Linked DNA regions of Homo sapiens: regions 1, 2, 3 and 5 are each linked to region 4. Evidence: chromatin loops called from intact Hi-C (ENCODE). Cell type or tissue: A673. All regions are shown on one strand. Region 1 overlaps ZBTB20 (zinc finger and BTB domain containing 20). Region 2 overlaps GRAMD1C (GRAM domain containing 1C). Region 3 overlaps ZBTB20 (zinc finger and BTB domain containing 20). Region 4 overlaps LSAMP (limbic system associated membrane protein). Region 5 has its middle 48 kb from the start of TUSC7.

What was found. Peaks named below come from ENCODE experiments on the same cell type or tissue, not always from the same donor. Only the 100,000 strongest peaks of a DNase experiment are listed, where the experiment ranks them.
Region 1: it touches region 4 in a loop (13-fold over the local background); 19 of 110 quality-filtered maps call a loop at or near these places.
Region 2: a loop joins it to region 4, with 6 times the contacts of the local background. A loop is called at or near these places in 16 of 110 quality-filtered maps.
Region 3: it touches region 4 in a loop (4-fold over the local background); 4 of 110 quality-filtered maps call a loop at or near these places.
Region 5: a loop joins it to region 4, with 14 times the contacts of the local background. A loop is called at or near these places in 17 of 110 quality-filtered maps.

The regions. Positions count from the first base shown.
Region 1 is chr3:114,825,724-114,830,723 of GRCh38, reverse strand. All of the region lies in intron 4 of ZBTB20 (zinc finger and BTB domain containing 20), which reads left to right. Among named protein-coding and RNA genes, the nearest start is that of ZBTB20-AS3, 45 kb to the left of the region's middle. In A673, a CTCF peak has its summit at 3,034 (motif pointing left); a DNase peak (open chromatin) is centred at 3,003.
Region 2 is chr3:113,842,368-113,847,367 of GRCh38, reverse strand. It overlaps GRAMD1C (GRAM domain containing 1C), which reads right to left. Exons shown (of 18, transcript NM_017577.5): 2 at 2,719-2,865. Among named protein-coding and RNA genes, the nearest start is that of GRAMD1C, 6.1 kb to the right of the region's middle. In A673, a CTCF peak has its summit at 2,550; a DNase peak (open chromatin) is centred at 2,527.
Region 3 is chr3:114,360,214-114,365,213 of GRCh38, reverse strand. All of the region lies in intron 10 of ZBTB20 (zinc finger and BTB domain containing 20), which reads left to right. All of the region lies in intron 4 of ZBTB20-AS1 (ZBTB20 antisense RNA 1), which reads right to left. Among named protein-coding and RNA genes, the nearest start is that of ZBTB20-AS1, 11 kb to the right of the region's middle. In A673, a CTCF peak has its summit at 2,250; a DNase peak (open chromatin) is centred at 2,203.
Region 4 is chr3:115,818,013-115,823,012 of GRCh38, reverse strand. All of the region lies in intron 6 of LSAMP (limbic system associated membrane protein), which reads left to right. The region is part of intron 1 of LOC124906269 (a long non-coding RNA gene); the gene reads right to left. Among named protein-coding and RNA genes, the nearest start is that of SNORD155, 85 kb to the left of the region's middle. RefSeq lists an enhancer at 2,908-3,027. In A673, a CTCF peak has its summit at 3,042; a DNase peak (open chromatin) is centred at 3,042; H3K27ac peaks cover 1,179 bases.
Region 5 is chr3:116,755,711-116,760,710 of GRCh38, reverse strand. No RefSeq gene overlaps it. Among named protein-coding and RNA genes, the nearest start is that of TUSC7, 48 kb to the right of the region's middle. In A673, a CTCF peak has its summit at 2,313 (motif pointing right); DNase peaks (open chromatin) are centred at 2,330 and 4,680.

The DNA of each region.
Region 1 (5,000 bases), 990 kb after region 4:
CACGATCACTTATTTGCTGCAAGAATTTAGTCAAGTTACTTAACTCTAACTTCTCTGAGTCCCAGTTTCCTCATCCATGATTGGGATAATTGTACTAATCTCCTAGAGTTGTGGTGAGGAGGAGTAAATAAGATCATTATCTAAAATGCCTAGCACTGTGCCAGGCACATAATAAGTGCTCAGGGTATATTAAATTTTTCAGGAGTGAGAGACTCATTAATTTTTCAAAAATGAACTACAGTCCTAATTATTCTCTTATTTGGGAAAGGAAGCTTGGCTTAGCAGGTAATAGGACTTTATGCTCACCAAGCTCTCATTGCCTTTGGATAAGGAACCATGAACCCTGGATAGTGAAAAGTCCTTGTAAAGGAAGCTTTATAAATCAACTTATTTAAAATGCAATAGAGCAGCTTATGATTTAAAAGCATCCTGTGGTGAATCCTTTTAAAATGTGAATAATCACCCCATAATTTGTCTGTTTGGTAAGTTCAGAATTTGGCTTATTGTGTCTTCTTAAAGCAAAGAGTACACCTGCACTCTTATTTCAGTATTTTCATGCTGGGCTGACTTTCAGAGAAATACAGGGTGCCTCTTGGATTCAGGATGGCATAGGTTAGGGAACGGATGAAACATGCAAGGTCCCTAAAGTCAGTGAGAACATTAATTGTACTTTGTGATGCATACATTTTAATGAGTATGAAAACTCATAGAGATCAGTTGACCTAGACTGTATCGAGGATCATTGCACATAGGAATGCTGTCTGACTTGAAGAGTTAGACAATGAAGAGTAATTTTTCTTATACTGCCTTCTTTTTCTCTGAAATTTCAAGGAAAGTCAACATGAAATTTTGACATGATATACAGATCCTTTATGAAAAACCAAGCAGCACTGGAAACCTTTGCAGTAGAAAGAACACTAGATTAGGAACTGGGGACTCTGAGTAAGACCTGCCATATGCTAACTGCATGGCATGGGATAGCACGCCACTTTTATTCTTTCTTTGTCTTAGTGTTCTAATTGTAAAATAATGAAGTTATACTTGCATCTCCCGTGTAACTTCTACCTAGAATCTTTAGTGAGCTGATTCATAAAACCAGGTGTGAAATTACTTTGTTTCATTCTCTCCAATAGAAAAATTAGAACAGGAAATAGTAGAAACAGTACTTAAGAGGTTATTTTCTATTGGCAATACTTGTTACTCTGCCTTAGCTTGAACTCTCTTTTGCCTATATGAAGATTTATGAAACATTTTATTTAGCTGTGATACAGAGATTAATATAAACGTGGGAAACTCAGACTAAATGTTTTCTTTTTTCCTATCAGCTGGCAAACATTGACCTGTGTTTGAAGAAACTTGAATATATTTGAGAGAAAATGACCTCTCCCACAAATTAATTAAATCTGAGACTAAAATAATTATATCTCTTCATTGATTCCCTTTATTTTCACAGTATCCATGGGAATTTTGCCAGTTCTTCATAGAGTGATTTAAGCTTATTGACAACCCACTTGGATGAAATACAGTTTGAATATATGCTGGTGACTCTGTCCTTTGCAAGTTGAATTGGGGAATAACATACATCAGATAGGATACTTAAGGAGCCCTTTTTGAGAAGCACCATACAGTTTAAGAGCCCAGGTGACTGCTTTATAAGAGATCTGAGACCACTTTAAAGATCCCCAATTTTTCACACTGGTTGCAATCCATGCAGGATGTTGAAAGGAGCTAGAATCCATAAGTGACCAGGCTTATCTTTTTATCAAATAGGCATTTAAAACACATCTTTATGCAGATTCATATATTGTAAAGGGCTACTATTCAGGACCCAAATTTCTAATTTGTCAAAAGCCTCAAGCTGATTTTAAGAGAAACTTAAACTTAATTCAATTAAGGAATAATGAAACTGTAAGTTTAGCCAAATTGGAAGTGCCTTCAAAGACTTAGCATTCCATAGTCAACCTCAGAATTTTACTGTCAACCCTAAAGATGCTAAAACTATTGAGTTTTCAATTATGTGTGATAAGAACATCACCCTGCATAATGGCTAGTAGCCATAATTCTTTACATCCTGAAAGTGAAGAAGAATTTTACTGAGTCACTCATTGCAATTCTTAAGAAAATCACTATGCATTGATATATGCCATTGCCAATATTTTAATGTAGAAATAAATAACCTTCTTAATCTTCTAATAAACAAATAGAAACATTAAAAAGTTAATCACATAACAAAACAATTTCCATGTTTCATTTTCTCTTAAAAACGTAGCAAAAATGGAAAGTATATAAAAAGCGATTATCATTAGAAATAAACAGAATAAGTCATTAAACGTGAATTCCAGAAAGGTGAAACTGCATTTATAGAAAAAATTTCAAACATATGGTGTAGAGATTAAAATTTAATTATATGTCATCCTGTTGGAACGTGTTATAAAAATATGTATGTGCAATAAAGGGTCAAGAAATATTTATTCAGTACTTACTTGGTGCTCAATATTTGATGTCATGAGACATATGAATAATACATATATAAATAATTGAAATTTATTCTATTTGACAATCAGACTTTCTCTACAGATCTTATGGAATAATAATTCTTCCAATAGGTATATAAATTATGAACCTATTATAAGATTAAAATATGTTTGTAAAACATATATTTGCAAAAATAGATTTATCAGTTAATCCCCATTTAATCTTACTTTGATGTATTAGGAAGTTTCTGTGGTTGTTTAATAGAATGTAGACTTTTGGAGACCTCTTAAGATCTCTTACCTGTCTTAAATTTGTGAAACTCACAAGTGTACTATCAGTAGAAACAAGGAAATTACACAGGAAAATAAAAAACCAGGCCCAGGGTCTGCTGGAGATATCTTTTAATTCTATATTGAAGTATTGGATATGGGATCCATGATGGAGTCCAAGTTATACTAGGCAGAATATATTATCTAAGCAATACTTGGTTCTTATTGAAGAACTGAGAAGTCATGAAAGCCCAAGAGCACCCTCTAGTGAAATTTCTGGAGTAGGCTTAAGGGGCTTGCTCTTGACCTTAGCTCTCCCCCTCACATGACCTTTGATCTCCCAAAAGATAGCAGTTATATTTCTAGAATTTGGCTTTATCATCAAATCATTTCCAGATCACAAAGAAGGTGGGCTGCTTGTCAAGTATTACTACTAGTAGATATGCTTAAGCGCTAAGACCTACTATTTCATTGTTCTCATGATTTTTGTTTTTGCTTGCAGTATCAGCCTACCGTGTTAAAATAGTTTCTGGAACTAATATAACTAACGAACTAATGGGAAGCATTACAAGTGTGTAGCTGAATTGTAGTACCTTTGTCCCGGCCTTTACCTTTCTCATGCCTCTGACTTTTGGCTTAAGTACACTATATACAGAAACTGTATTAATACTTGCAATATTCGAGGTCAGGGGTAGCAGGTGAGATTTCCAGTAGAGGTCAAAAATTACAGGAGGAGTAAAAAGTCTTAGTATTCATGGACTTCTGAGTTTTTAGAGAGATGTTTACAAAGCAAGCCTGATCTTAGCTATAAGTTAGTTAAAGCTGTGAGTATAATACTATTCATTTTGATTAGCAACTATTATGTAATACATGAAGCAAGGCAAATTATTAATTGACTTTATAGATAATTTGCTCTAAAATTATGATTGGTAAGGAATTTAGAGATCTAAATCCTCCCACTTTAGGGAAAAAAACCCTTACGCACCTAAATGTTAAGTAGCTTGCTCAGCATGACACAAATATAGCATCAGGGCTACAACATACATACCTTGTTCAATATCCTACAAGAACCTGCTTATTAAGGAGGTTTCAATATTCTTTCACAATTTTATTCTTATTAGTTTTTTGGTTTTTTATGGTTCTAATAACTTATAGACATGTCTTCATACTTACAGGAAAAGAAAATATGTAACTTCCAAGGTCATCTTTTTTCTATCTCTGCTTTCATGTAGGAGGCTTAAGTCACTCTTGTGATTACTATTAAGATGAAGTAAAAAACATAATGCTTTGATATAAATCAAACATTAATTCTTGAAACACTGTGCCACACAGTGTTCACGTTGTGCACTGAAAAAAAGTGGAGGGACCCATATGTCAGACTGATATTCTAGAATTACTGATAACCACCTCTGAGATTCTGTACTTCAAAATTGTTTCTGTTTTTATTAGTACCTACTTCCTAGTGTTCATGGAAGGATTCGGTGAATGAATGCTAATAAAGCATATGGAACATTGTTGGCATTGATTAATTGTTATACTGAATGCTGATGTCTAATTTGAAAAAGGAACAAGACATTTTGGGGATTATCCGGTAGGGGTATGAGCTATGAACTGTATTAAATTTTGTGGGGGGAGATTACAGCCTGATGTCTTTCTTGGGGGAAAAAACCTCTAAGATATTCAAGTTGTTGTTTTCCATTGAAAATGAATGTATAAAAATGACGATTTGGGAAGACATATTACATATTAGGTCAAAAGTGTATGATTCATTTCTCAATTCATTACTATACTCTCAGTCTTGGCTTTAATCTCAACCATACCACCTGTGACCTTAGTATACAACCTTTCCTTCATTCATATTATTGTTGATATTCAGAAGGTGAGGTGGTTGTTTATGGCAACTAAAGGCAAAATTACAGAATTTTGATTGTTGGAAAGTTAATAATTCAGTGATAGTTTTATTCCCAGTTCTTTTCCTACTTTGCTATTCCTCAACATACAGTGTTGGTATTTAGAATCTTAAAACTAGAAAACTTTAATGCTAGAAGTGATCATAGATACTGACAAGTCTGATTCATTTATCTTACAGTTGAAAAAATTAAGACCCCAGCGAGGAAGAAAACTGGCCAAGTTTAATTCTACATACTGACTTTCAGTGATAGGTCACATTTCCTTATTTTTCTAAAAATAATTGACTCTGGAGAAACAATTGATTCCTTAATACTGCACTGATGTGCTGAACCAATAGATTTACCA
Region 2 (5,000 bases), 2.0 Mb after region 4:
GTTGTTATTTCCTAAGATATAATAGCATGGTTTCATATGTTATATTTTGGACAGACTGAGTTTTAAAAATGCAATTATTTTTCCTTTCATGTCTCTTGTAATGTTTTGAACAAACTTGAATGATGAAAGAGAATAAGAGATATCAGTAAAAAAATTAAAAAATATAAAAACAAAGGTCTGGGTTTCTTCACTTTTTTTGAGTTTCTGCTATCATTTCTTGCTGGTATCTCTATGTGTTATTATCAACTAATTTCCCTACCTTCAATATCCTATTCAGTTTATTTAAGCTTATAAAAAATATAGCAAAAAATAAAGAAACACCAAATGAAGATTTGAGGATCTCTCCTATTACCAGCTATATCAGCATGAACTCTGATTTAGCTATATGGGGTCTTTTTTTTGTTTTTGTTTGCTTCTGAGTTGTTGACAGTTCTGGTGTCTGGGTAACTGACCTGTAGAAAAGTCTGTAAAACTTATGAGATACTGTACTTCTCTTTAGGTCTATTCTATATGAATTCATATACAATGTCCTTAAAATGAAGTGTTTGCAATCAGCTTAGGGGCCCAAACTGAGCCAAAGTAAACCTCTGACACTCTAAATCAGTGCTTCTCAAACTTTAATTTAAATGTAAATCACCTAAAAATCTTGTGAAAAATGAAGATTGTGATCCAGTAAGTCTGAGGTTGGGCCCAAGATTCTGCATTGCCAGCAGATGATGCCAAATCTGCTGGCCCCCATACTACACCTTTAGTAGCAAGGATCTAGAACACATCCCTCTTTTTTTCTCTCCTATTTCTAAATTATCTCCTTCCTTTGCTTTTTCCTTTTCTTGCATTACCATTTTTCTTGCTTTAAGTCTGTCAATAGTAACCACAGTAACTACTTAGCCCTGTAGATAGTCCCTAAGAGTATGAAGGTTCCCCAATCTAAAACATAAGCTAGAAAAAAAAATCAGTGCAGAGGACGGGCACAGTGGCTCATGCCTGTAATCCCAGCACTTTGGGAGGCCGAGGCGGGCGGATCACCTGAGGTCGGGAGTTCAAGACCAGCCTGGCCAACATGATGAAACCCCGTCTCTACTAAAAATACAAAATTAGCTGGGTGTGGTGACAGGTGCTTGTAATCCCAGCTACTTGGGAGGCTGAGGCTGGAGAAGCACTTGAACCCAGGAGGCAGAGGTTGCAATGACTGGAGATCATACCATTGTACTCTGGCCTGGGTGACAAGAGCGAAACTCTGCCTCAAAAAAAAAAAAATTAGTGCAGAAAGGTCATAATACTACAATATTGTCATAAACCTTTTCTAAATATGACCAAAAATAATATAGTCAATAGACATGACATTATTTTTAGGATGTATTGTTATTTTTGTATATTTCTTAGCAATTAAATATTTTCCTTAGAAAATATTTCAAAAAAACTTATAATGTCACGTTTCTTAATAGGAAATCAAACGTTTTAGTCACGTTAAGATTCAATAACTGTTAAGATTCCAATGAACTGAACTGCTAATTATGAACAGAATGATGGTACTTGTACTAATCTTTATAACCTGTTAATGAATCTTTTTTTAGCCTACTCTAAAATTACAAGAAAATCTGCTACCAAGGATACCTAATCCTCAAAAGATGAGATTTATTTTTATTTTTATTTTTATTTTTTTGAGACAGGGTCTCTCTCTGTTACCCAGGCTGGAGGGCAGTGGCACGATCATGGCTCAATGCAGCCTCAACTTCCCAGGCTCAGGTGATCCTCCCACCTCAGCCTCCTGAGTAGCTGGGATGTAGCCTGTAGGCATGTGCCACCACGCCTGGCTAATTTTTGTTTGTTTGTTTGTTTGTAGAGACTGGGTTTTGCCATGTTACCCAGGCTGGTCTCAAACTCCTGGGCTCAAGCAATCTGCCCACCTCAGCCTCCCAAAACGCTGGGATTACAGGCGTGAGCTATCGTGCCCAGCCAAGAGATCAGCTTTCTAATGAACTAATTGGAACTATACATGCCTTACCATCCTACATAATTTTCACTTATAGTTGTATCACACCAGATTCTATCAAATGGTTCATAACTCTCACAGGAATTGCTAGATTTAGAATGAGTCCTTTAATATAATAAATGTTAGCATTTGTAACATACAGAAGTGTTTTTCTTCCAAAAAGACTCTAAGATCTTAATGTGCCTAATCAACAAGCAGTAGTCTCATTTTCCAGTGGGGAAACCTGAAGCACATCCAGATTACACAACCGAATGAACACAATGGAAACAGAATATGTAGCTTCTAACTTTAAAACCATCTTATAGTCATTATACACTATAGGTTGAACACTGCTAAACTTCCTTTACGTACAGGAATGAATTTTTTAAATCAAAATTATATAAAATAGCTGGCTTCTCAGTAACATTCAGAAATATGGTTTCTATATAACATTAGTCTCTTGACAATACAGTGAGCTACAGTGTAAGTGGAATCCACTTCTGTGGTGTAGTTTTCACACAAGGAAACTGAAGCAGATTAATTCCATTTCATCGAACCAGACAACAGTGCATTCTAGTGGTCAAAGGAGAGAATAATCAGAAATGTCTTTGGGACTCTGGACTAAAATTGAAACATCTAAAATCTAGAAGCTAAGAAGGAAATTTTACAAATACTATATGACTCCTTGCAGATTTAAAGAAAATTTGTATTCAAGATTAAAATAAAGACGTAAAAAAAGAAATTACCCAAAAGCTCCAGTCACCACTCCAATTATGTAAATTTGGCCCCTGTTTTTTAACTACCACATTATTCTCTTCCACAGTTGGACTAGGATTTTCCTCTACATCTTCCTGTAAGTCGGTGGCAAGGCTTGAATCCCCTTCATTCATCACCTGGAAACAAATATCAAACTAAGTCAATTATTTATTGAGAAATGGCCATTTTAAAAAGAAAAAAGTTAATGTTCACAACATATACATTAATTTTAAAAGGGCAATATTTAAATGTTTAGAAGACAGTAATAAATACGTTTTTGCTTCAATAGTTCATCTAGTTATATATTTATTTTTATTTTTTTTAAATTCTTATTTTATTTTCTTTAGAGACAGGGTCTCACTCTTTCACCCAGACTGGAGTGTAATGGCCCCATCATAGCTCACTGCAGCCTTCAACTCCTGGGCCAAAGCAATCCTCCTACCTCAGCCTCCAGAAATGCTGGGATTATAGGCATGAGCCACCTCACCCAGCCAAGTTCATACATTTATACATGCAACAAAGATTTTCCAACTACTATTATTTGCTAGGTAGTTTGGTTGGCACTAGGGATGCAAAGATGAATAAAACAAAGTCCTCCATCTCCAGAAGTGCACAGTCTGCTAGAGGAACAATAAATAATAAAAATACAATTTAATGGGAGTGTCCGTTTGTACAACTATTTTGGAGAACAATTTGCAATGCCCAGTAGGAAAGAAGATAGACATATACTGCAATGCAGCAATTTAATATACACATAGAGTCAAGAATGTTTGTTAATACTATGAAAGTGGAAATAACCTCACCGTCCATCAATAGAGAAATTAGTAAATAAGCTCTGATTTATACAAACAATGGAGTTTAAACAAACAAATAAGATGTGCCAGCTGTGCGAGGTGGCTCACGCCTGTAATCCCAACACTTTGGGATCACTTGAGGCCAGGAGTTCAAGACCAGCCTGGCCGATATAATGAAACCCTGTCTCTGCTAAAAATACAAAAAATTAGCCAGGCATGGTGGCCTGTAGTCCCAGCTACTCGGAAGCTGAGGCAGAAGAATTGCTTGAACCCAGGAGGAGGAGGTTGCAGTGAGCCGAGATCACACCACTGCATGCCAGCCTGGGTGACAGAGCCAGACTCTGTCTCAAAAAAATATGGGCCCATCGGGTAATTGCTCAAGTAAGATCACTCATCAGGCAGTTAAAAAAAGAAAAAAGCAAATATGGAATAGGGGAGTAAGGAGGAGTAGCCATTATAAAAGCATATGGGCCAGGCACAGTGACTCATGCCTATAATCCCAGCACTTTGGGAGGCTGAGGCAGGAGGACCTCTTGAGCCCAGGAGTTTGAGACCAGCCTGGGCAACATAGTGAGACCCCGTCTCTACAAAAAATATCAAAAAATTTGCCTGGCATGGTGGCATGCGCCTATTGTCCCAGTTGTTCAGGAGGCTGAGGTGGGAGGATTGCCTGAGCCTGGGAGGTCAAGACTGTAGTAAGCCATGATCAAGCTACAGCACTCCAGGCTGGCCGGCAAAGCAAAACCCTGTCTCAAACAAACAACAAGAACAAAAAAAAAAAAAAAAAAAAAAAAAACAGCTTATGGTGGACCAGGATCCTTAAATATCTCTGCTGCTGCTGCTCCACTTAAGCTTGAGGTTCTTTTTGTTTTGTTTTTTTTTTGAAACAGAGTCTCACTCTGTCGCCTAGGCTCGAGTGCAGTGGCGTGATCTCGGCTCACTGCAACCTCTACCTCCCGGGTTCAAGCGATTTTCCTGCCTCAGTCTCCCGAGTAGCTGGGATTACAAGCGTGCACCACCTCACCCGGCTAATTTTTGTATTTTTAGTAGAGATGGAGTTTCACCATGTTGGCCAGGCTGGTCACAAACTCCTGACCTCACGTGATCAGCCCACCTAAGCCTCCCAAAGTGCTAGGATTACAGGCGTGAGCCACTGCACCTGGCCAAACTTGAGGTTCTTAAACCCTATAAATAACCATTGCCATGGGGGAAGCCTCTAATCACAATGATACTGATTTGAGGCTCTCTAGAGAAAGAAATTTGTAAACATGAGAGGGTAGAGAAGACCTCCTCCACCTGAAGTATATCCAGTAACCTCCAAAAAGAGAGGGAGAAACCAACAAACCTGGATAGAAGGGGAGGAAACATACAACAGCAAAACAAAAACAAACAAAAAAAACTGAAACTGAAGTCCATAAACTGATCTAACAAAACATACAGAATTTAAAATAATTTACAGGATAAAAGATAAAAGACTG
Region 3 (5,000 bases), 1.5 Mb after region 4:
ACTCTGTTCTCCATGGCACTATTTTATGTATACTCAGCTTTGGAATATGGTTGCCATCTGCTGCCAGTGCTTAGGACTAAGGAAGTATTGGGGTGGGTAGGAGGAGGCTGGGAGGGAAGAAAAGAGACACTTAAAATGAGCTAATGATCTCCTTTGTGTTAGAGCCTAGGTTTCAGAACATCAATCCTGTACTTCAAGAACAAAACACCAGTGTGTCTTAGACCACACCAGGCGCCGGCACATCAGATAAAGCCTGTGCTGTGTGGTGTTTAGCCACCGAGCCTAGAGAAGTTCTAAAAGTGAAATTACAGGTGCAAACTGAGGAAACTAAAAGGAGAAAAGGCCAAGGGTAAAATACAATCAGGAGGGCTCTGCCGATATGTATCTTTGGGGCTACAGTAGTTGAAAAATGAATCTACTAATTAATCAGTTGGATAATACTATAAAAGCAAGGAATTTAAGGATCTTTAGAAGAAATGAGACACTTTTCCATACACTCTGAGCATATTGTGAGCCTTTAGTATAATCTCAGGGTGAAAGTGACCTGGCTATTGTGTATTGCTGTAGACGTAACTGTTGATTAAGTGTTAGAGATTGCTGTACTAGAGGCATGCATGGTGGTCCTTTAAAAACAGAAAAGGCTGTTAAGCTCAGCTAGTAAGACAATCGAACATATCTGAACGGCAGAGAATAGCTCATAGAGCTTCCTAGCTTCCCTGATGTTGTTTGCATAAATTGTTGGGGGATGTTTGTTTGTTTGTTTGAGACAGAGTCTCACTCTGTTGCCTAGGCTGGAGTGCAGTGGCATGATCTCAGCTCACTGCAACCTCCGCCTCCAGGGTTCAAATTATTCTCCTGCCTTAGCCTCCTGAGTAGCTCGAATTATAGGCATGCGCCACCATGCCCAGCTAATTTTGTATTTTTAGAAGAGACGAGGTTTCACCATGTTGGCTAGGCTGGTCTCAAACTCCTAAACTCAAGTGATCCACCTACCTCAGCCTCCCAAAGTGCTGGGATTGCAGGTGTGAGCCAACATGCCTGGTCAAATTGTTGGTTTTGACACAAAATCATATTGATAATTTATGTACTGAAATAACATGCCAGAGAATAGTAATTAAGCTGGGGATGTATGCTAGTGAAAAAAAAAATATTACAGTGAAGTTTATTTTGGGAAAGGATTAGCTAATTGGCTAGGCATGACATTTGAAGGCCATGTACTGTTATGTATTCAATAGTAGGCCTGTATCTTGAATTGGAGGAAGGCTGAAATTTCTTTTTGCAAGGGAAGAACCTCATCAGCGATGTATATAAGTATAAATTTAGAGACAATGACAATCCTAGAAATGCAAAATACCACTTTAGGGAGCAGTAAGTGATTGCTGAGCAGTGTGTCAGACTCAGTGTCTGAGAGCAGCAAATCAGAACATATTTGTTGGCTGTGTGAGCTCTGGCCTTGACTACTGTCTTCCAGCAGGAACAAGTCATATACAACTGTGACTCAGCCTCAATTAGAATACTAGTAATGCCCTAAATCTATCTCATGTACAGTTTCTCTTCCTAGGAACCTTGTGTGCCTCATATTCTATTTGTCCCTACAACATCCCTGTGAAGCATACACACCTTTGTTTTACAGGTGGGATAACAGGTCCATAAAGGAATAGTTTAATTCTTTGTCTTCAAATGTGAAATGATTGATAATCAGTATACTGACCCAGCTCATTGTAATGTTTTTCACATTATTTCAGGTTTCCTAGGCAAAGGACATATTTTATCTTCTCATTATTATTTTTAATTAGTTTTCAGAAAAGGTGAGATAAAAACAGAATCTAACAAATATCCCATAGAGATATTTGGTGTTCTCTTTTCTTTCAAGAATAAATTAAGACCTTCTCTGCTCCTCTCTGCTGGCTCTCTCGGCAGATAGTCAAAATCCCATGCCAATTTTCAAATGAATAAGGGATCATTCTAATAGCTGATCACAGTCCCCTCTGTTGAGGAAACAGCCTTTAAAATTCATGTCTGGACCCTGAATAAGTTACTCTTGGTTATAAACTTTTAACAGTTTGACCTGAAGGTTTTTAAACTGTACTAATATATAACCTGCTTGTGAGTTCAGCAATAAATTTATCCCCAGTATGTGAAGGGCCAAAGAGAAAACTAGTGTCTTTTATTCTCTCCAGTGACCTTCACTAAATATTGCATATTTACTTTGTAAATGAGGACACCCAGTGGCCACCAAGAGAAAATATTCTAAACAATCCTTGACACTACTGTTAATGTACATATAAATACCCTGTTATCAATGCTGATTGATAGATATTTCTGTAACATCTGTTACCAAGCAGGTTAGCTTCCCTAACATAGGCAAAAGTGATCGGAGTTTGGCCTGATCATTTTTCTATCACATCATAGATTGGTCATCTCTTCTTATTTTTTATTACAAAGTATGGCTTAGCTTTGGGTTCCACTGAATCCTCTGTTGACAGGGGGACCCAGTGAGCTGTCTCTCTGGGGAAATGGAATCAGGGAGACAGAGACAGCATGGCATGTATCAGAAATCATAAATGAATGAGCAGAGTTTGTGGGCAACTCAGTGAACACATAAAACAATTGCTTGGACTTTAAATTCTATTGAAAATAGAACTGTGGGTAGGTAGGGAAATAAAGGACAAGAAGAAGAGCATTACACAGAACTTCAGGGGCAAAAAAGCCCTGTCAGGACCATATCACATAGACATATCTCAGAGTAAATGTGCGCCCTGAGGTTCCCACTTGTTTGTGAAGTGTAGCGAAGAGCTGACCAAACAAGCACTCACATAGAACCCACACATTATAAAGAAACATGCTGGGCACAATGAGGGATCCAGTTACATATTTGTAGTTGTCATTGTAGTTGTGGTTATAACAAGACAAGATACTAGCCTTTGGGAGGCTTTGAGTCTTAGAGAGATAAGACAGACACAAATGAAAAAAGAAACAATAATATATTGGTAAGAACTAACTTAGGTGCTACATGTATAGGAAGTTCAGGTGAACTTCCCCAACACTCCTCAACATTCAGGTACAAAAAAATTCCCGTATTTTTCTAAAGAAAATTAAACCTGAGGCCCCTGTCACCAAATTCGCAAGAAATACAGACAAGTTTTGGGGCTCCCTTCTCATCCCTAGATTGGTACAAGACTCATTAAATCTAAGTCCTTAGTCCATGATGGTCTCCAACATTGACATTGCTTGACCACCCCACAAAGATGCCATTGAGCCTCGTCCTTCTGACTGCCAGCACTACTGCACTAGCTGGGTTTACAGATGCCCTCCACAGTGGTCCTTGCTGTTGACCATTGGCCCAGCCCCCAGATGATCACTGTTCCTCTCAAAGTGGTGCCTTTTTATGTCCAGCCTCCAGAAGTGTGCCAAGCAATTACCCCAACTGGAGCTGTATGCAAGTAGAGACCTTGCTACCTTCTGCATTTGAGGGAAAGTGGATTGTTTTTCTCTCCAGTAATGCTATCCAATTCTCTAACTCCAAAGCATCAATCAGCCTCACTCTCCTTACCCATTCTGGGTTAATAATTCATTTTAGAGAACAGACATTAGGAAAGAAAACTCTTTGTTTTATGGTTTATTCTTTAGGGCTTAATGGGCTCTGAAACCACAACTCCCTGAGGCAAAGGAGCCTATAAAGTATACAAAAACCTGGCCATTCATTCCTACAGGTGGAGGAAAGGGGAGATACCTTCTCATTAAGAAAGTTTTCTAATTCAGTGAGAACAAGCCAAAAATGAATGTCTTAGTTTATTACCTCACCAACCAGTGGAAACCAAGAAAAGTGAACTCTAGTAATCACAGAAGGCTTCACAGAAAAGGAAAAAGTTTGAATAAGGTTCATGGGGATGATAAGAATTGGTGAGGAGAGAAACCACAATAACTTCAGAACTGCGGAAAATTCAGCAGAAGAGAAGTAAAAATGAATGTAATCCACACACAGGAAAGCAAAATGGCCAACCTTTTGGATTAGCACAGAGATTTTATTTTAGAGAAAATCAAATCCAACCAAATCAGTGAAGTGAAATCAGATAATTTGAATGTTAGCTATAGCTATAGGAGACTTCTATAGCTCAATGTCTTTTTTGACAATATGTAAATAATATAATAAATATTATACAAAAGACTATATAAAGAATATCATAAAGATAAAATGCCTACTTGTGATTAAAATAATTATAAAGTATGCCTTCTACTTTACTTATTTACCAGAACCTCCCAAGGTTTTGAGTTCTATCTGACAGCACTTATTCTTCATCTCAGTATGAGCCAAAAAGGAACTTAGGTCCTATTCTTTTTTTTAATGATTTCCCGTGCCTGGTTCTATACCCTAGGTGCGCAGATGAATTTCAGCTACTCTCTTAACCTAGCCCACACAAATCATCTCAGTGCTTCCATTTTAACCAGTCATCCAACAAAACAGATTTACTTTTTTCCTTGGCTTTTCCCTGTTGCTTTGGGATAGAAGGTCTTTACTCCTCAGTGAACTTATCTATCATGGCTCAAGTCCATAGAGAAATTGGCCGGGCACAGTGGCTCACGCCTGTAATCCCAGCACTTTGGGAGGCCAAGGTGGGCAGATCACAAGGTAAGGAGTTCGAGACCAGCCTGACCAACTTAGTGAAAACCGTCTCTACTAAAAATACCAAAAAAAAAAAAAAATTAGCCGAGTTTGGTAGCACGCTTGTAATCCCAGCTACTCAGGAGGCTGAGGCAGGAGAATCACTTGAACCCAGGAGGCAGAGGTTGCAGTGAGCTGGAGATCGCGCCACTGCACTCCAGCCTAGGGGACAGAACAAGACTCCGTCTCAAAAAAAAAAAAAAAAAGAAAATCTTGCATTCCCCTCCTACCAACAAACAGAGATACTCTTGAAAAACAGCGGTCTCATTGGAAGCAACTTTTTTTTATTTGTTAGAAAGACCCAAGGGAAGAGAACATTTGAGCATGAATTTGAAGA
Region 4 (5,000 bases):
CCAGCATTATTTTAGTTTGGTTTCATTCATTCATTCAACAAGGAATTAACACCATCTGTCTAGGGCTGCAGTATTCTGGTACTGTCTACTCATGCCTATGTCATTATTTACTCTGACAGAGCACCAAACTGAAGTCCATTTCTAGTCACAGACAACTATAAAGAAGAAAAGCCTTTAGCGGTATTTGAAAGTAAAGTGTAGCATTCCTTGCTGGCCCAAATCTAGCTAAGGGAGGCCAACTTCCTTTCTCAAATATTGATGACATGCTAAGATTGCTTAGTTTTCTCAGCTGGTTTGATGTATACTCTTAGTCATGAGGGCAATGGTCCACCTATTAACTAAGAAAATAGGAAGGCCGGGGGCAGTGGCTCACACCTGTAATCCCAGCTCTTTGGGAGGCCAAGGCGGGCAGATCACCTGAGGTTGGGAGTTTGAGACCAGCCTGACCAACATGGAGAAACTCCATCTCTACTAAAAATACAAAATTAGCTAAGCATGGTGGTATATGCCTGTAATCCCAGCTACTCGGGAGGCTGAGGCAGGATAATTGCTTGAACTTGGGAGATGGAGGTTGTGGTGGGCCGAGATCGGGCCATTGCACTCCAGCCTGGGCAAAAAGAGCGAAACTCTGTCAAAAAAAAAAAAAAAAAGAAGGAAAGAAAGAGAGAAAGAAGAAAGAAAGAAAAGAAAAAAATATAGGAAGAATCTCAAGATTGAGATTCAAATCCATTTCTCTATTTTGACTCTTTTCTTACTTCACTAGCCCCAGAATGAGTACTTTGATTCTCAGAAAACATTATTCTAGAAATATTTGACATTGAGGTTTATACAACATGAATATCATACATGGGAGAATATCAAAAGCTCTAATAATTCAAATATGAATCACAAGGCAAATACTTTTCTATGGCAAAAGAAAAAAATAATATTTACAAGTACAAGCTGCTAATCCCTAAAGCCTCTGAGTGAAGAAATCTGTGAGAAAGAAGTTAATAGCTTTCAAAGTGTGGCTTGAAAATTGAATTAATAAAAATTGCTCCCTTTTAAGCCACTATAATTATAAAGGTTTTATTTTTCAAAAATTTGGCCAATAAATAAATAAACAGAAGTCAGAGGGCAAAACCCATAAATTTCCATGGCAGAATCTTACAAATGTTATGCCTCAGGTCCTTGGCATCAGTGAGGAAGCAGCAGCAGGTATGATCTCCTCCTCTGTTTCTTTTATTACATTTCTTAATAATTTTAACCCTGCCCCTTTCTGCAATTTTCAGGAACTGGAGGATAAAATCCCTACTGAATTTGGACCTTTTCCTGTCCCACTTCTGCAAACACACACTCTTACTAACTCTGGCCCAGAATTTTAAAAGTGCCATTAATTATTCTTATGTCATTTTCAAAACCTGCAGCACATCAGAGGGTTAGCCTTATAGAAAGACTTATGTCACACACATAGAGATAATGTTTTCTTTTTCAAATGGCTGCAGCAGGTTGAAAAATAAGACATTTGTTTTCAAGTAAATACCCTAGAATTAGAACAACTGTGCAAACAATATAAACTCCCCAAACTCTACGTTACCTACATGTGAATGCAAATGAACTCTTATAAGTAGAGGATTAGAGAAAAGTTGTCAAAAGTCAAGACTGAAAGCACTAAACGTCAATTCTTTTCCTTATGAATGTGTTGTACCCTCACTTCATCTCCCAGATATAACTCAAAGAAAGCAAAATGCCAAAATTTTCCACACATAAAGATATGAAGATTTCCTAAGATAATGAGGGAGTTCCCAAACTATAAACTGTAGAGTTTCCAATGGAGCATCTTTCATCTTTGCAACACTCACTTGAATTTTTTCAGAGATGTGGATGGAGGGAGGGGGAGAGAGAGAGACAGAGAAAGAGAAAAAAATCACATCACGTAGTGAGAGATAAGAGCAAGAGATCATAGTAAAGGGTAAGAAGAAGAATAAATCTTCAAAAGAAACTTGGGCTTTTATTTGTTAAAGTTCACATTTTTATTAGTCAGGAAGGTGTTTTAAAATAAAGCTCAGCCCTCCAGAAAATGTTCTACCTGCCAGGATTTGGGAAATAAGGCAAGGACCTCCTGGCCCCATTGGCTCTTCAAATAACTGTGAATTCCCAAGAATAATCTCACCTTAGGTTCAGGCACCGTGGTTCTAAAAAGAAAATAGAATCTCCCCTCTCTAGAATCTTATCTAGGGTAACACTTGAGGTATTAATTGATTCATTCAGTCTCTCATTTTCTTATTTATTTATGCATTCAGGTATTTCTTCAGCATATCTACTGGACCATTCTTCTGTGCTAGAGAAATACCAAGCTGAGGATAGAGTAGTGAACAAGGCAGATGTATTGTCTATGCCAATAAGAGAGGTTGAATCAATGTTTTTAATGGTGCAGGCTAATGTGGCTGGGTGTAATGAATCTGAAAGTCAAAAATCAAGGACAGATTAGCTTAAATAAATGTCTCGAGGCACTTGCCTTTCCTAATATTAAATCATTTCCCCATTGTCTCCTTCTACCACCTCATCAGGAGCTAAGATCTAAGCATGTGATGGTAAGGTTCTCCAGAAAGCCTAGTACATTCTCTATACTAGAATCTCCCAGTGTTGTGTTTTGCATTGCTTCAGTCGATTTACCTTTCTCTATTATACCTTGTACCTTCACTGCCATACTTATTTGTTAAGTGTATTTGCTGAAGCAAGATTAATATTTAGTTAGAAGTCTTCCTGAAAGGCATAAAAATCATAGGTTCCAGGTTGTGTTCTAAGCACGGTGCCCTGGAAATCTCTGCAAAAATTATATCCCTGGCAATGCAGTTCGATTCACGAACATGAGATTGCATTTTCACTAGAAAAGTAAAAATAATGTTTAGGTGTTAAATGCAAAAAAAAATTCTGTCTATAACAACAGAAAATCCCCTCTTAAAGAGTACTATTTCATGCCTGGCCTGACACTGGAAAAAAAAAAAAAAGTGTTTATTTCTCCCACTATTGCCACCTCGTGGACAAAGGTGATTCATCTGCACAGCACGTAGGAGCATGTCTTAGTATTACCACAAGATGGCAACACATAACCACATTTTCAAAAATGTGCTCAGAATGTTCTGCTCCTACAGAAGGTGATGGGTAGGAAATAAGAGTCCAAAATAAGAATTCCATTCTCTTTTCCTAAAGAAAAATGGAATCCCAACTGTTAAGATCTTTAGGATTTCACAAAGAAGTTGATTTATTACAGGCATAGGGAGGAGTACTTAACATTTAACTGGCAACCTGTTTTGCTTTTTAAAGATATTTCAAGCAAATGTATATTTCATATCTGAATTTTTCTGATATTAGCTTCACAGAGTAGAATATTTGGGAATTTTTTATATGCTTCTTGTAATCAACTTTCTCTAGTTGATTCATAGGGGAGCATCTGTTTCCTAAGAGATCCATTAGAATCCATTAGAACATGTAGATTCTTACCCACACCTATGCCAGTGACAGGTTAACGCAGGCACATTGCTAGACTTTCCCTGATCAAAATATGCCCTAATCAATCCGCTTTCCTGTCACTTTTTTTTTTTTGGACAGAGTCTCACTCTGTCGCCAGGCTGGAGAGCAGTGGTGCAATCTCACTGCAATCTCCACCCTCCAGGTTCAAGCGATTCTCCTGCCTCCGCCTCCCAAGTAGCTGAGATTACAGACACGTACCACCACACCCAGCTAATTTTGTTGTATTTTTAGTAGAGACGGGGTTTCACTGTGTTGGTCGAACTCCTGACTTCGTGATCTGCCCACCTCGGCCTCCCAAAGTGCTGGGATTACAGGCGTGAGCCACTGAGCCGGGCCACTTTTGTTTTTTTGAGATGGAGTCTCGCTCTGTTGCCCAGGCTGGAGTGCAAGGGCCTGATCTCGGCTCACTGCAACCTCCGCCTCCCGGGTTCAAGTGATTCTCCTGCCTCAGCTTCCCGAGTAGCTGGGATTACAGGCACGTGCCACCACGCTGGGCTAATTTAGTAGAGATGGGGTTTCACCATGCTGGCCAGGCTGGCCTCAAACTCCCGACCTCAGGTGATCCACCTTCCTCAGCCTCCCAAAGTGCTGGGATTACAGGTGTGAGCCGCGCCCAGCCTCCAATCACTTTTTTTGTGCTAGAATCTCCCATTGTTTGTTCATCATGTTGCTGCAGTTATATATATATATATATATATATATATATATAAAAGTACAACTTTCCTTCTTTCTTATATATATATATAATTTATTATATATATATATAAATTCTTTGGACTTGCAATGCCATGACTTACTTGTTAAGATGTATTTTTCTCTCTCCACTAAAATTGCACTAATAATCCTGTCTAGAAGGGATTTTACCACAAAACTGACAACTTTCATTTATTGAGCATTTATTATGTGTCTGGCACCATTGTAAGTATAGTATGTTGATTAATTGATCTAATTCATAGCACAAATTTATAAGATGCATGTAAGTAAACTCATTTTAGAGATGATGAAACTGACGCAAAGAGAGGTGAAGAGAAAGCTTTCAGCAGAATCACCAGGCTTCCTACCTGTCTGGATTTCTGAACAATTGCTTGAAATCATTCCCACGAAGCCTGTGTACCATAAACTTAGTGTTTTTTAACTGAAGATGGCCTCATCGAGGATTGAGGCCTCTTTTAGGAAAGAGCATCGCTCTGTGGCCTTAAGGGGTTCTTAAAAATTCTTACCATAATAAGCTAAGAGGCTTGATGCAAGAAAGAGGAAAGTTGCACTTTGCACAAGAGTCGTACCTTTCCAGCCAGTATTGAATCATTTAAATATCCCAGTGATACCTCTTGAGTCATACAGGCATTGCTTTCATAAAAACTGCCAAAGGGGTATTGTGGAATAATGGACTAGGTTCTGTCTAGAGAAGTGGGAGCCCTAAATTTCAGTCTCAGCTTTGCCTCTCACTTCGCAAATGACCTCTCTGGGCCTCAGTTTCCTCATGTTTT
Region 5 (5,000 bases), 940 kb before region 4:
TTGGGGGCTCCTGTAAGCCCAGCTACTCGGGAGGCTGAGGCAGGAGAATTGCTTGAACCCAGGAGGCAGAGGTTTCAGTGAGCCAAGATTGCACCATTGCACTTCAGCCTGGGCGACAAGAACGAAACTCCATCTCAAACAAACAAACAAACAAACAAAAAATGGCTCTAGGATTTATTAGTGACTATTAGATTCCTTACACTCTCTTGGAGAGTCATGGCTTAGATTATCATGTTGGAAGCTCTAAAGAGGAAAAAAACAACTATTTGATTTGATAAAGGCTTTTGAGGATAAAGAGCTATTTTGATGTGTGACAGAATCTGCATTTCATTTAGTTTTGTTGTCTTGTTTTGTTTTTACAGCATATCAATACAGAATGTATTTCTTTCCTTTCTTTTCCTTTTTTTTTTTTTTTTTTTTTTTTGAGACAGGACCTTGCTCTGTTGCCCAGGCTGGAGTGCAGTGGTGTGATCAAGACTCACTGCAGTCTCAACCTCCCAAGATCAAGCAATCCTCCCACCTCAGCCTCGTGAGTGGCTGGGACTACAGGTGTGCACAACCATGCATGGCTAAGTTTTTTTTTTTCTTTTGATAGAGATGAGGTTTTGCTATGTTGCCCAGGCTGGTCTCGAACTCCTGGGCTCAAGCGATCTCCCCTGCTCAACCTCCCAAAGTGCTGGGATTACAGATGTGAACCACCGCAACCAGCCTACAGAGTACATTTCTATGGGGAAGTTTATGCTGTAATTTAAATAAAGTTGTTAAGAATGAAATGTGCATCAGACTTTGATTACATGATTTGATTCCTCCAAATATTGCAAACTCCTGAGTCCAGGTGGCACCACACTAATCCAGAGACTTCTGGTTTCTTTGTCATGGTTATAGTTGTATTTGGTGCTGTTTGTTCAAGGCATGTTAAGAGAATGAGCTGTGTTCTCTAGGTTTGAGTGAGTCTTAAGCTCACATATTTATTTCTCTATGTTGGTATATGATGGTCTTTGTTGTGGAATAAGATAATTCAAAAGGGAGAAATATCGACAATACAGTATATAGATCAAATGGAGCAAGATATTTGCTTCATCTCTCATCTGGAGCTCCCAGCATGCAAGGTAAAAAGTGAGAAGGCAGCACCATTAAAGTGTATTCAAAAGGTTGAGAGAAGGGAATGGGAAAAGAGACATGTGGAGTAGAAAAATAAGTATGTGTTTAATGGCAGGATGTCCTGGATTGGAAGGACATGCATTTTACACTTTACATAGGAGAAGGTGGAGAACAAGACAAATGACTGAAGATTATTTTAATAAACATCTATTGAGCAATTACAATGAGAAATACCAGGGATGCCATAGAGCAGAAACTGATACAGAAGCAAGAAACAGATTTTCTCCTCTCCATGTGTTCCTGGAGAGAATGAGAGAAGAGTCCAGCAATGACATCTGAGTCCTTTTTACAGCCTGTGCTCCTAGCCTATTGCCTAGTTAGAGAGGATACTGAAAATATATGCTTTTTTCATTTGGGTAGAGTTTATTAAAATTGAAATAATTTCAAGTCTAACTGTTTTTGCTAATGTGAGTCACATATTTCTAATTGAATCCACTGACCTGGCCACACAGACAGGTCAGCAAATGAAAAGGAAGTTAGCGTTTGGTAACTGCTTAGAGAATCATATTCTACTGTGCCAGAAAAATGTGAGTATCATTGACATATGGTTTATCTTTTAATTCTTACAACAAGCTTAGAGTACCTATTGTTTTATTTCCCAAGATCAGGAATCCAAGGCTCTGAGAAATTAACTGACTCAAGGTAATACAAATAGTAAGTGGAAAACACATGTCTTCAATCCAATAAGTAGAGACTTGTCATTGAAACTTGGGTCAGTATCATGTGCTTATTTCACATTGCATGCCTGTATCAAAACACCTCATGTACCCCATAAATACATACCTACAATGTACCCACAAAATTTAAAAAGAAATTAATGAAAAGCATAAATAAATTCTGAATCCCCAACCCATAAATTTTATTCTAGTTAGTGAAATAAGAAAAAAAAATCCTACATATATACAGTGAGCAAGCACAACGAAAATAGAGAATGGTGCTAAATTATTCATACTAGACAACTGCATTCTAGACTTTCAGAGAAGAATGGTGTGTGTGTGTGTGTGTGTGTGTGTGTGTGTGTGTGTGTGTGTGTGTGTGAAGCATTATCCTTGGTACTCACTTCATTAGCCATAATCATGCATAAGTCACAAGGATATAGGAAATCAAAGTTCGTTAAAAACGCACACTGGCTGCAACTAACCATATGTCCAGTAGAGGGAGCCTACATATCACAATTGAGAGTCCGGCCACAGCAGGTCCAAAATCCTGTTTTTGAAGGGAGCCCTGAGAGATCCGGGAAAACAAATTATCTTCAAGAGTATTTTGGAGGAAGAATCGCTCTGATTTCAAAGAAGCTCACTACCTATATGCAAAGAAAAATGCATATTATTTGCTCATTTCCTGAAGTCACGGAAATCCAGTGGAGTGTCAGATGTTGCCTCTGATTCATTGTATTTTTCAAAGGCTAGAAATGGTCAGTGTTGTCTTGGCCATTGTTGAGGCATTTTCTCCCCAGGCTGTGCTGTGGCATCTCCTGGCCTCATTAATATAGTGGCTGATGGTACCTACTAACCTTCAATGGGTCGCCTCCTACCTATTCTCATTTCATTAGCTTTTTGAAGGACAGGGTAGACTAGATCAAGAAAAGAGATAAAAAGAAATAGTACATATTCACACTTATGTAATTACATCCCCTTCCATGGAAACTTGGGAATAAAGAGGTATTTCAAGGTCATGTAGAAAAAGTAAACCTTAGTTTATTATTTTTAGATTCGTTTTACCTAACACATTCTCTGATAACTGAAGGGGGGAGAGAGGGAAATGGAGAGAGAATGCATTTTTTTAGCCTGCCTTTAAAGGTATTTATTATTATTATTATCTATATTTATTTTTAAAGTTATTCTCATAAAATCTATTTCCTTATAGCAAGCCCCCATTTTTTCCTCTGATTTTTAAGAAATTTTTCTCTCTATTTCTCTCTTCCACATTTTCCTCTCTTTCATTTTCTTTCCCTTCTCCTCTATAGTATCTATTATTTCTCCTCTTTTAAAAACTGTGTCATGTTCCCCGAGGCATTCTTCCATTTCACACACGGATTAACTTAGTCAGCTTTTTTACACAAGCTGCCAGTCTTCTGAAAGTATCCCCATTATACTGCATCAGTTCCATATGATTTGAAAAACAGTGTGAGGAGGACATACCATACCCAAATCCCACTTCTCATTCTAAAGAAGGTGTACTCTGTCTAAAAGGAAGAAGTAGCTGGATCCAAAGGCTTCTGGGCTCAGCTGGGAGACCAAATGATGGCTGTGACATTTATCTTACAAAGTGGGAAAACTCATGGAACCAAGTGGGAAACAGACACATTGACGCTGGGATTTTAAGTGCATGAACCAGGAGAGGAAGAGACAGTAGAACAATTAAGGGCAAAAGAGGGTAAGAATGTAGGTCTGGTTGTTACTGGGGAAAAGAAATGCTGGTGGTAAGGTTAAAGCTGGTGTAAGAGTGCTAACTCTAACTAATTGTGTTACTTGGGTTAGATCACTTAACAATTCTCCAAACCTCATTTTCCCTATCTATATAATAGGAATAAAAATTTTCACATCCACATGTTTGCCACGAGAATAAAATGAGCAATAGATAGAAAGATGCATATTAAAGAACTTAAATGTGACTAAGAATGTAGTTTTGGAAAATGCCGTAATGAGGTAGGGAGGGCATCGGCTTTGTAATCTGAGATTCTGGTCTCTGCTACTTCACTTTCCAGACATTTAACCTCGGCAGAGCTTAGAGGAAGATGCAAAGCTTTTAAACCCAAGTTATGCTTCTGACCTGCTGTGTGATCTTGGATAAGTCATATAAACTTTTGAATTTCTATCTCTGGAATAGAAATTATTTGGAAAATGAGCATAAGTAGTTTCTATTTTAAAGTTGATGAGACTGAATATGATGATCTATGTTGAAGAGCACTGCAGTCAGAGAGGCTCTTTGTCACCTCTTCTATTTTCCTAGCACCATAAAGCCTTTTTGCCCCTCTTGCTAGGGTCTCAATTGATTTAACTCTCCTAACTTCAACCAGGCATTCAGCATGCTCCTTGCTGTAATAAGAACTTTCCAAAAATACAGTCTTTGTTCTAGCCATTGTTTAGTTTATTGTTCCTTCATCGATTTTTTGCTGTATGCAATGTACTAGTACCCAAGCTTGGAGCAAAATCACCTGTCACGTACTACTCTCCTGGCCTGACTCATATTATATCCTGGAGGAAGACACAAATGCTATTACACCCCTGGCTCATGTAAAATCCTTCTAGCCCCACTTCCAAAGAGCACCCTTACTTTATCTCTAATAAATGCTCTAGGACTCTCACTGCAAAGGCTACTGCAGAACTTCCTTCTCCATGTCCCAATAAGCACTTTTAATTGATCTTGATTCCCACTTCACTGAAACAATAGAAGCCATCTGGTGTGACCACCTCCTCTTTACAAAGCTTTGCCACTTTTGTTGCCAAAAATACATGCTTTCCTATTCTCATCTTAATCTTTGACCATTTCTTCTCTTTCTCCTTTGTCTTCTGGACATTCCTGAAGACTTAGTCATATGTGCTTCTAGTCTTCTAGCTTTTCTCAAATGTTGTATGTAGTAAATACATCCGTTCCTGTAGAGTTAACAATCACTTTTGTCCACATGAGTTAAAGTCAGTATCTTTGGTTTGCTCTCTTTTACAAGCTCCAGTTTTTCATATCCAGCTGCCCTCTGGACATTTCAAGATTACTCTGTGTTGGTTAGAACATGGTATGGAAAAACAAAAAATGCATTACCCCTTTCTTTGAAAGTGTATTATTTTTTCCAGTGCCACTATAACAAATTTAGCAGATTAAGACAACATAATTATATTAGC